2 separate regions of the Mus musculus genome follow, and region 2 is linked to region 1. A link is a contact called in ENCODE Hi-C or POLR2A ChIA-PET data. All regions are on one chromosome and are shown on one strand. The core of a region is the stretch at or near the end of the contact, and the rest is flanking DNA. Distances in the headings are between cores, read along the strand shown.

The links. A loop is a pair of places that touch in the nucleus more often than their neighbours do. ChIA-PET counts read pairs that join two places held with the same protein, here RNA polymerase II (POLR2A).
Region 2: a map of heart shows a loop between it and region 1 (4-fold over the local background). The contact joins the promoter of Pik3cb here to the enhancer-like site in region 1. A Hi-C loop is called at or near these places in 7 of 37 maps with a recorded cell type or tissue (T-helper 17 cell, heart and left cerebral cortex). POLR2A ChIA-PET finds 5 or more read pairs at or near these places in 3 of 5 experiments (Patski and embryonic stem cell).

What each region holds. Positions count from the first base shown.
Region 1 is chr9:99,096,011-99,101,916 of GRCm38, reverse strand. It overlaps Pik3cb (phosphatidylinositol-4,5-bisphosphate 3-kinase catalytic subunit beta), which reads left to right. Exons shown (of 24, transcript NM_029094.3): 4 at 517-742. Among named protein-coding and RNA genes, the nearest start is that of Pik3cb, 41 kb to the left of the region's middle. Within about 2 kb of position 3,241, at least 1 of the 3 ENCODE cell types and tissues checked has a DNase peak (open chromatin) inside an H3K27ac peak, as active enhancers do; it is heart, where a contact is called at or near this core.
Region 2 is chr9:99,137,835-99,143,740 of GRCm38, reverse strand. Pik3cb (phosphatidylinositol-4,5-bisphosphate 3-kinase catalytic subunit beta) reads left to right here and starts at 3,530. Exons shown (of 24, transcript NM_029094.3): 1 at 3,530-3,750. It also overlaps the pseudogene Gm2773.

The DNA of each region.
Region 1 (5,906 bases), core at 1,992-4,491:
ACTACTAAACATTTAGCTTCTCTAGGAGTTGACTTTTTGTGAGTATTTATTTATTTTATGTGTAGGGGTATTTTGCCTGCATGTATGTCTGTGCATGACAAGCTGTGCAGTGCCTGCAGAGGTCAGAAGAGGGCTTGGATGCCCTGGGACTGGAGTTTCAGAAGGCTGTGAGCTGAGAGTGGCACTGGTGGTTGAACCCAGTTGCTCTTGAAAGAGCAGCCAGCGTTCTTTTTCTTTTTTCCCTTTTTCTTTTTTTCCAAGGTAAGTGTCTATGTAATAACCCTGACTGTCCAGGAACTCTCTGAAAACCAGGCTGGCCTTGAACTCACAGAGATCCACCTGTCCTTGCTTCCCAAGTGGAGAGATTAAAGGTGTACCCCTGTTCCCACCAGTGTTGCTGATTGCTGAGTCGTGTCTAACCGCACGAGTTGTGACTGGCAGTGGGCATGGTTGTATCTGTTTCTCTGTGTGTGTGTGTGTCAGCGTTGCAGATAATGTCTTACTGTATCCCTGCAGATGTTATGGAAGCAAGTTCACAACTACCCGATGTTTAACCTCCTCATGGACATTGACTCGTATATGTTTGCATGTGTGAATCAAACTGCTGTATATGAGGAACTGGAAGACGAAACACGAAGACTTTGTGATGTCAGACCTTTTCTTCCAGTTCTCAAACTAGTGACTAGAAGCTGTGACCCCGCAGAAAAATTGGACTCAAAAATTGGGGTTCTTATAGGAAAAGGTAACTCTTAAGTTTCCAGTATGCAATGCTAGCTTTACCTTTGTTCTGTGTTAGCATGCAAGTGTCTCCGAAGGCATCATCTTCAATAGTTAGTCCATGGGCTGGAAGAAGGTCTGTGCAGAACTGAAGGCTGAATGTAATGACGCAGCTCGGGCTATGTGGTGCTGCCTCTGCACCCAAGGGCCTGCATTTCATGTTCCTTTCTTTACTACTGGCTTATTTTTCTTTTATACAAGTATTGGTCTTCAATTTACCTCAAGTAATTTGAGAAATTCTCCAATACACGGTCTTCTCTAATGGCCTCGATCAGTTTCTGCCTCACTGTGTAGACCAGCTGAGGTCTTGGAATTGCTGTTCACTGAGTGTGATCCTGCCTTCATTTAATGTAGCACTCTGTGAGGTCCAGGCCAGACTGGTCAACACAGCAAGTTATAGGCCAGCCAGGGATACAAAGTGAGACCCCGTCTCAAAAGGACAGACAGATTAAAATTGCTCTCCTCCTGCCTCAGCCTCATGGGTACAGATATTAGAGGCGTGCACTACCTTTTTTGGCTGAGAAACTCTTTCCTATTAGATGACTTTTATTTTTTTTATGAACTGCCTATAAATACCCTAATTATTTACCAATTAATAATCAATAAGTTGATTAATGTTTCTATAAATTAACTCACGTTCTTAGCAAATTTTTGTTCTTTTACTGAAGTTATTTTTAATTAGACGTTATCTTTGTATCAAATAAAGATATATGCACAATCCTTAAATTATTTCTAGGGGCTGAAGATACCACTCAGGTGGTAGAATGCTTGCCTAGGATGCATGAATCCTTGAGCCCCATCCAAGCAAGCAAACAGTAATGCATGCTGGAAGGGTCAGGAGCTCACAGTCATCCTCAGCTGCATGGCAAGGCTCCCAAGGGCTACACAAGACCCTGTCAAAAACCGAAAAAAATTTCTGGAGAAAATTAAGGACACAGAGGAATTAATTCTCTCTTGCTATACAAATCTTAACAGACAAGATTTAATGTCTGTCCACATCTTGCTTTAGAGAAGGTGCTGATCCGACTTAGGAACTACAGGCACGCGCGGGGTTACTTAGTACAGGCCTTTGAAGATTAATCCCGAAGCAGAAGGCTATGGAGCTTCTTGAGTTTGATTGACGACCTGCTTGGGTGAGATTAACTGCAGGACCACAACTCAGTGCCACCTCCTTCAAGTTAGCTTTTCTTTGGGGACAGAAGTAAGGTGCTTAGGTAGCGCCTCAATTTTCTATTACATCTATCTATCTATCTATCTATCTATCTATCTATCTATCTATCTATGTATCTATCTATGTATCTATCTATCTGGGTGTGGGTATTTGCTTAACTTTCCCTGCTTCTGTCTATCTCTCCCTGTCTCTCTGTGTCTGTGTCTATGTCTTTCTCTCTTTTCTCTCTGTTTCTGTCTCTCTGTCTCTGTGTGTGTGAGAGAGAGAGGGAGAGGGAGAGAGGGAGAGAGGGAGGGAGGGAGGGAGAGAGGGGGGGGAGGGAGGGAGAGAGAAAGAAAGGAAGAGGGAGAGTGAGTCATTGGACAAGGTTTTTGCTGGTTTCCCACCAAGTACGTTCTGGGGATTGAACTCCAGTCTTCAGGCTTGGGGGTCAGCATCTTCATCCACTAAGCCACCCTGTAGGCCCAAATCTCAGATATGGATTAACTAGCCACCACTAACTGTCCTAAGCTTGATAAATTTAGCAAATAAAAACATAGGAGATAGAAGTATTTCATAGAATATAATATACTTGGGCTAAAATATGTCTTCAGGATTTATCTGTGGTGTGATTGAGCAGAGCTGACTTTTCGTCTTGCAGCCTTTACCCACCCAGTACAGCGCCAGGGTGTGAATATAAAGCAATAGGCTATATTTCATGCACTGTCTTTTGACTTACTGCATCTGTATTTTGTGTCATGTGCTCTGCAAGTTGATCAAGATATAAACAATATTTATAGCACAAATTAAGCAGTTTATATGCTTAGCTGTTTATAAATATTGCTTCCTAGGGGATCTGGGAATTCTTTGCCATCACACACTGAAAGTTTTTGTGTAGAAGTCTGTGTTTCAGAGCAAGTCCTCACTGTTCATACCTAACGAGTCGGTATCTGCAGTTGCTGCTCTGTCCTCAGTGACTGTATCCAGGGCTGGGTGAGGTCATGCCTCCTGAGAAAACAATAAACAATTACTTCAGTTTAACTTCAGGAACAAGGTTGCTCCCTCCTCTGTCCAAAGAAAACAATAGAACTTTTACAGCAGAATGGCCCTGGGCAGGCTAAAAATACCATTTCCTCCAGGATGGTGTGCTTGATATTTCTTTACTGTTTATTCTAAATAATTATTTACCGAGTAGGTCTTTGTGCTCCGACTGCTCCCTCCCGTGAAAGGGCATGCTCCCGTGCCTTGCCTTCCACAGCACCCAGGAAAGCAGACTCACTGGCAGACGGTTTATCAGCAGTCTCAAGAGACTGTTTGAGTTGGGTCTGGTTTTGGAGATTTGTGATCTCAGCTGCTTCGGAGGCCAGGGAGGGAAGATCACAAGTTGAAGCCTCAAAGGCAGTCTTGCAATCTGGTGAGCCGCTGTCAGAGTAAGCATCTAAGAAGAGAGCTGCGAGTGTGCTTTGGTGTAGAGCATCGGCTTGATGTGCCAGGCTGCCCTGAGTTCAGCCCCGAGCACCATCGCCGCTCAGTGTCCCTCCCTCACTAGCTCTGGGTTTTGTTCTGTTTGAGACTGGGTTAACTATCTTGCCCAGGCTGGTCTCCAACTCTTGGCCTGATTGAGCCCCATGGCTATACTCACTAGTGCTGGAGGAGACTGATCACTTGCCAGCTTGCCTGGCAGTCTGTAGAATTGTAGCAATATTTTTAGTATGATCATAGTGTTTTCTCGTGCCTTTTAAGTATATTTGTTATATGTCATGCACTGTTTTCTGTTGTTTTCCTAAGAGAAAGTATATGGAAAGTTAGATTTAAACTTACTTAGCTTAAGTTATTAATGACATTTGTCATATGCCAGTGTTAGTCCCAGGAAGCAATCCCAAACCTTCATAAAAGAGAGAAAGAAAGGAAAGAATGCTTTTGCCTCATAAGAATTCCACCACTTAACCTTAGCCTTAAATTTAAAAAACAAATTTTTGTTGTTTTGTCAATGTATGGATTTGTGCATGGAGAGTGCACAGGCAGAGTCTGAGGACAATCTGGAAAGTTGCTTCTCTCCCTCCCCTCTGAGTCCCAGGCATTGCATGTCTACCCTGTGTGCAGCAAGCCCTGAGGGTGTGTGTGATTGTTGTTGCACGTGTGGAGGTCAGAGAGCAAATTGTAGGAGTCCATTCTTTTCCTTCCTCCATGTGAGTTCCAGGAATCAACTTTAGCTATCAGCCTTGGCATCTTTACTTAAGTATATTTTACTGAGCCATCTTGCTGGCCTCCAAACTTTTGAAAGATTTTTGCAGTGGTTCTCAAAATTCAGGAAGCATTACTTCATATAAAGAACATACATAGCCCAGGTGTGGCCTTTAGTCTTAGCACTGGTGGGCAGAAGCATCAGAGGAGATCTTTGTGAGTTTGAGGCCAGCCTGGTCTACATAGTACATTCCAGGACACCTATCACTACATAGAGAGACCCCCTATCAACAAACAAACAATAACAACAACAAAACACTGAGCAAATGCTTGGACTCTCCGAACTTGGGCGACAGAGACGAGAGAATCCTACAGGCTTGTTGGCTACCCACTCTAGCTCAGTAAGTGAGCTCCAGACCAGTGAGATCCTTTCTCAAAGGAAGGGACAGGGTGTTTCTGAGAATAATGCATGACATTGTCTGTTGGTCCCAACCTGTATATATGTACGCATACGTGCATAAACCCTCACACATGCATTAAAGAAGATGTTATTACCAAGTCAGCAGAGATTTCCTTACTTCAATGTATGTTGGATCTTCATACTTGGAATTGTAGCCATGTTGTATGGGACTCACGGTTGGAAATAATGGACCAGTAGGCAGACACTAGAGTGCGGTGGATGCATCTCCTAGTCACCGAGGCCGGGGCAAGGGTACTGGTGAGTGAGTGAGGCTGCTAGGGCATCTGATGCTAAACAGGCGCTGAGGAGGAGTTTGCAAATGAAGGGGTTATAGGAAAGTGAGCAAAAGGGAGTGGGAGCTGAAAGGTGGCCTTCTTGAAGAAGAACGAGAATTGATAGTGGTTGTTGAAAGAGGCCTCCAGGATAAGCAGCAAAGCCTATTAGGAATAGTAGCTCAGAGTAGGGAGTGTCATCCAGAGAAGTTGTAGACTTACTTCTAAGCTCTTGGGAACCCCTCCTCCCCCCACTTCCTTTTTTGTGTCATTATAACAAAAGACAGCAAGATGCAGCCTCATCAGGACCAGCACACTGCTTTATGCTGATCGGTGTTTGTCTTGCTGGTTTACTTTGTGATGGACCATTAAGAATAGCTTCAAAACCAGTAGCTACACCATTATCTCTATCGGATCCTGTGAAATGTTTGAGCTTGAAAGACATGGAAGATACCAAACCTGCTACAATGCCTTAAATTCCATCTGTAATTTCAGGGGAGCAAACAGACCCTGGATGTTAATCTGTATAGAAGGAGTCATTTTATCTTGGCTGAGCTGGAAATGTTTTTCCTGATAATGTAAGAGAATGGGAAAAGTTAAACATTCACAGGAGAAAACCTCTCCGAAGAGAACAATGACATTTGAGAGGCCCGTTAACCGAACGCTGTGAACTGGGATACTACTGTCTTACCTGAGAGCCAGGTCCTCTGGAGTTCACTTTAATCTGGGCTCTAGGAACATCCTCATGGCCCAGATAATGGCTTGGACTCTCATCCCACTTCTGTTCCCTGGGAAATTTTTAAAAAGTTAAATTATGGGTATTTGGGTTTGTGTATGAGAGTGGAGGCTAAAAGAGGGTATCAGGTTCTCTGGAGCTGGAGTTATAGGTGGTTATAGGAGTCAACAAAGTAGGGGCTGAGAGCAAGCTTGGGCCTGCCTCTGCAAGAGCAGTGTACACTCTTAGCAGCTGAACTATTCCCCAGCCCCATTCTTGGAAATTCCTATTGAAAGAATTTAAATGGGAAGTAACATGATCAGATTTGCATTTTGGAAAGCTTGTGCA
Region 2 (5,906 bases), core at 2,281-4,780, 42 kb before region 1:
TGCTTCACCTTCTCTTTTGGAAGTTCCTCCCTCTCTTATCTGTAGGTTTCCCACTGCAGGGGTTGTCTGTCTCTGCACAAATGGCTGCTGCCTGGTCTTCCCCCCCCCCCCCCACCATGCTCATTCTCTGTCTTTTTTCTGTCCCCTTCCTCCCAAGGTTCGTGGCACGAACATGATAGGCTGGATCTTCTCCCCTGGTCTTTGGAGAGAAGAAGAGTGAGAGAGGCAGCAGGCCAGACTTGGGGGTAGGATAGGACGAGGTTGCCTTTATGTCAGTTCACCATCTAGGCTTTTCCCCCAATTCTGGGATAGTAATTAGTTTATGCCATGTGCAATTATTTCTCTTTCCCAAAAAATGAGTTAATGAGAATTGCAATGCACACCTGCAATCCCAGAACTTCAGATGTTCAAGGCTGTCAAAATTAATAAAATAAGACCTCTAAACAAACTAGTGGACTGGACTCCCAGTCATGCCTCCCCCCCATTTCCGTCCTTCCTGTTTGTTTGCTGTTATGAGCAGTATTATACTAAAACGGCTACAGTAGACTTTGGTCTGGTTGAAGAAATCATTGCCAAGTTTATGTCTTGTCTTGTTTTGTTTTGTTTTTAAAAACAACCCAGAAATTTAGTTCCTCATAGTCCTAAACTCCAAAAGTGATGTCAAGATGCCTGCAAGGTCGGTTCCTTTTAAGGAATTAAGACTCTGCTTTACGTCCCCCTAGCTCCCGTAGCTGCTAGGAACTTTAGTGTCCCTAGGTTGTAAAAGATGTATCAACATTCTTCACATTACCTTCCTCTGTTTGTCAAATCTATCTTCTCTCTTTTTATTTTTATTAATCTATCTATCTATCTATCCATCTATCTATCTATCTATCTATCTATCTATCTATCTATCTATCTATCTATCCACTCAGGGTCTCAGTCTCACTAGGTAGCCCTCGCTGGCTTGGAACTCACTATGTAGACCAGGCTGCCTCTAACTTTCTTCCTTCTATTTTCTCCACTCTTATTTTTCTTTTGACACGATTTCACAGTTTTTAGCCCAGGCTCAGGCTTCTTGAGTTCTGGCATTACAGGGTTGCCATTCATTCATTCATTCATTCACTCATTCATTTTAGGGTTGTTTTGTTTTGTTTTGAGACAGGGTTTCTCTGTGCAACAGCCCTGATCGTACCAGAACTTGTTTTGTAGACCAGGCTGGCCTTGAACTCTCAGAGGTCTGCCTGCTTCTGCCTCCCAAGCACTGAATTAAAGGTGTTGTCACCAGGCCTGGCTTTGCCTTTTCTTTTGTAGGGACATTTATCTTCGGGATTAGGTCGACTCTAAAGGAAGGATGAGCCCATTTCTAAGCATTTAACTTACCTAGATCTGCAAGCATTGTTTTTTCAGCTAAGGTCACATTCACAGATTCCATAAGGATGTTTCTTTGGGATGCATGCACTCCTATCTCCTGATTACGTGTCTCTCTCATTGCTAGGTTGGGGGTGGGGGATGGGTATGGGTGCCTGAACCTAGCTTTCTGGGGCTGACAGGCATTTAATCCCTTCCTCTAAAACAACACAAGATTTTATTGTAGCAAAACTTTTGAAAACCAGAAAACCTAATTATCTACTCAAATTATTACCCTCTAGCCAAACAAGCCACTATTCTGTTTGCACCCTTTCAAGCTATTGTGTATCATTTCAAGCTCAAAGCTTTTAAAACATGCAGGACTACAAATCAAAGCATGAATGTGTGATTAAGTCATTCATATACATCCAAAGTGCACTCATTCTTTATAAGGTCCCGATGACAAGTGGGTGAGGATCTTAGCGACAAAACAACGCGAAGAGGAATACATCACAGAACTCTTATCACACACAGACGATTCGAAACTCACTGGTGTACAGTCTAATCTCCCAGAGTAGCTTTTCCAAGTACTGCATAGCAATACTATCAGCAAAGAACAGTGTAAAGATTAGGCCTCGATCCACTCTTTGTCATAGTACATTCCTATTCTAGCATTTCCATCCCCGATATTCACAGAAACTTCACAGGTATTTGGCAAGCTTCTTGTTTTACTCTCTGTCTCTGTGTCTCTGTCTGTCTCTGTGTCTGCCTCTCTCTCTCTCTCTCTCTCTCTCTCTGTCTCTGTCTCTCTCTCTCTCTCCAGGTTTCTCTGTGTACTCCTAGCTTTCCTGGAACTTGCTCTGTAGACCAAGCTGGCCTCAACTCACAGATCTGCCAGCCTGGCTTGTGTCACCAACCCTTTCTGCTTGGTCAGAAAGCCATTGCTAGTCTAGTGCAAGATACTTTTGCTTCTGTGGTGGACATGAGACTGACCTTGTGGTGGAGGGGAAGGAAGAAGCTTGGTACAAGGGTCGAGGATCAACGTGTGAAGGTCCTTTACTGACATTTCTGGCTGTGAGCTCGCTAAATATTAAGGGGAATTCTATTCATTAGACATCTGAAAAGACCTGGGCTTCACAGTTGGGTTAAGCATTTAATGTCCCACTGGCAATGGGCTGAAGCCTCAAAAGCTCCACATAAAATTACTTGTAGAAACCCCAAACTTGTACAAGCATGGTGAAATAGGTTAACCTCTGTTTTTTGTTTTTGTTTTTGTTTTTTTTTTGAGACAGGGTCCCTGCTATGCAGCTTTGCCTAGTCTGCAACTCAGGAAGTAACCTAGCTGGCCTGGCAATGCACCTGCCTTCTGGTCCTGAATGCAGAGCTTTATAGGCATTAGCCACCACGCTTGATTTTTTTTTTTTTTTAAATCACTTAGTTACATCCGCAGAATCAAACTATTGTTTTGACACCTTGTCTCATTTTCCTTCTACTTGTAGATTCTATCCTAGACTACTTAAGTATTTGCTTGAATTGTTAGAGTGGCGTTAGGTTACAGTAGGTTTACTATATGTAAACAAAAAGACTACAAGTATCCCACGCAGGACCTCTTAGGCTATGTGAGTGCCCTACCGCTGAGCTCTATCCGCCGCGCCCAAGGTTTGGCTGACAGTAAGTGAAATTCAAGCGTCTCACTAAAGAGCCATGAAATTTCCCGACAGCAGGGAGACAGAGGCGAGAAAAAAAAAAAAAAGCGCTGGGCGAAGTGTAAGGTTTGGCAGCCAAACGTCAGCTGCGGTGGTGCAGAGACGAACACAGAAGTGTTTCAAAGGCTGGACTCTTTACATCTAAATGATCGTTCACATCGCAGGGAATGGAAGGCCAGCTGGGCCGTGGGAACAAAGGGGAGTCTGCGGAGAAGCGGAACCGGGAGGTGCAGGTTTTCCCGAAGGCGGCGAGCTGGGGGCTGCAGACACCGCAGTGCTCTGCGAGCCAACCCCAGCGCGCCGGCAGCGCAGTAGGAACGCGGCACCGACAGCCGCACAGGGCGAGGCTGGTGCTGCCTCCCCTCGAGGGGCGGGGCTTGCGCGGTGAGTGGGCGGGGCTGCCTGGAGGCGGGCGTCGGGGGATTGGCCCTAGAGGGTGGGCGGGGCCGGGCAGCGGGGAGGAGAGCCCGGGAGGCTCGCGCGCGCGCTCGCGCAGGCGCGGGCACGGCGGTGGCGCGCGCGTGCTCCGTCGGGCGGTGCAGCGGCTGCGACGGAGCCGGCCATGGTCGTGGGCGGTGGGCGGGTGTCGCGCTGAGCCCCGAAGGCAGCAAGAGACTGGGAGCGGGGCATGCGGGTGTCGGAGCCAGGCGGGCACGGCTGCGGGAGCTGCTGACGGCGCTGCGGGATCGGGAGCCGGTGGCGGCGCGCGGGGCAGGTGAGCGCGGGAGGCGGCGCGGGCTGCGGCGCTGGCGGCTCGGGCGGGCGCTTCCTGCCGGGCTCGGCCGCGGGAGCGCGGGCTCCGAGGTACGCGGCGCCCAGGCCTCGGGCGGCGGACACCGAGCAGCGGAGGGCGCCCGGTGGGCGACCACAGAGAGAGCGGGCGCGGCACGGCCCAGCCGGTGTCGGTGCGGACGCCCGGCGGCTGCGGACCCTCAGGTGTTTCGGCGCAGCGTTCACCGCACGATTCCGGGCTCTCCGGTTTCAGACCGGTCAGAGTCCCGGTGCTGCGGCTAACCCGTCCCGCGCGGCCTTGGCTGAAATACCCCGAGGAGACGTGAAGCGGGAACTGTGAATACTCACCTCCCGGGATTGCGGGAGGCCGTGCTAACCTCGCTGTAAGTGCTCGGTGGACGGGAGCTTTTGGGAGTCGCTCACTGCAGCATCCTTGCTGGCTCTGGCTTGTTCCTTCCTAGAGGTTGGTATTGGGGGCAAATTTATTTCCGAACCGCTCTAGTGTTGCAATAAGCTCAACTCGAGTTGCTTAACGAAGGAGCCTGTTATCTTACAGCGGCCAGAGTAGGATTCTGTAGTCTCTTCCTAGAATTCTGTAGTTTCTCTCTTGGAAAGGCTGACTTGGAAACCTGTCTTGGGTACGGAGTGAATTAGTGCTAAGAATCCTATCAGAATCAGAGTTTACACAACGTGGAAGATGGTGGTGGGACATGTTACCTGACTTACTTTGGTATTTAACCCATCTGAAGTGACACTTAAATTGTCACTTGTTACAGAGTATAAACACAGGAAGAGTATGGAAACATACTCCTTTTTTCCTGCATTGCTACATCCGAAGGGAGTGACAAGTGCTTTTGTAAACATCGTTGTGGGCAGTGTTACTTACTGTCTGGTGAAGTCATCATAATTAAATTAGATGAGTATTTATTCTGAAGTGCTGAATGGATGTTTGGGAATACCAGTCGTAATGAAATCTCCAAGGAGTCTGAGTTTCCAGGAGTTCATTATCACTTGCGGGTCTTGGTACTGCTTTGTAAGTTTTTTTGTTTTGTTTTGTTTTATTTTGTTTTGGATCTTTTGAGACAGAACCTTGCGGTGTTATGGATCTTTTGAGACAGAACTTTGCGGTGTTAGTCCTCAGTGGTCTGGAACTCACTCTATAGACTAGGCTGGCTTTGATTCATGCCTCTTTCTCCCTTGTCTTTGGATTACAGAACTCGGCATATCCAGAATAGATGTTAAAAGTTAGGGTGGCATCCACTTGTAGTCCCATTGCTGGGGAGGGGCACACAAGTAGATTCCAGGAGTTTGCTGGTAGACCTGCTAGCTTAGCAGAATCATGGCACCCTAGGCCAATGAGAGACTCTACCTAAAAAAATAAGATGTGTGGCATCTGAGGAACACACAACACACACACACACAGATTTTTAAAAAAGAAAGCAGAAGACAGAACTGTGTAGAAAGACTATATAATGTGTGAAAGATCAGGGTGGCTTGGATTAGGCTATTGCCCAAGTTTTGGAAGACCAAAAATCTGAAATGGTAAAATTGAAATTGTAGTCACTAAAGCCAAAAGGATTTAAGAAGCATCTTTAGTTTACCCTCGTGATTCACACACTGACTAGGACATTCCACCTTCAGGGTGTTTTTACAAAGTGGAAAAATCAGGTTGCTTTTCTTGTGCTAAAGATCATTGGCCTGACCACAAGTCAGATGTTGATTTATTTTATTTTATTTTTTAAAACTCAGGGCTTTTTATATCAGGGAAGTGCTTTATGCCAGAGCTTACCTGTCCCCAGCCCTGTTGTATACTTTAAAAAAAAAACAAAAAACAAAAAACCAACCCCAAACAAACCTAAAATGGAATATTGCTCTATCCTCAGGCTGGCCTTCGACTTGCAGCGTAGCTCCTGCTTCTTGCATCTCTGGGCAATTCTGCATCTCTCCACCCTAGTGCTAGGATTCCACCATACACCTGTAAACCACGCCTGGTTTTATGCTGAGCTGGGAATCAAACTAGCAGGCTTTCTGCATGTTAGTTAAGCACTTCAGTACTAGTTGGGCCACGTCCTGTCTCTGCCCGGGCTTCCCTTCTCTCGGTGTGTGAATGCTGAGGATTGACCCCAGGTCTTCACACAG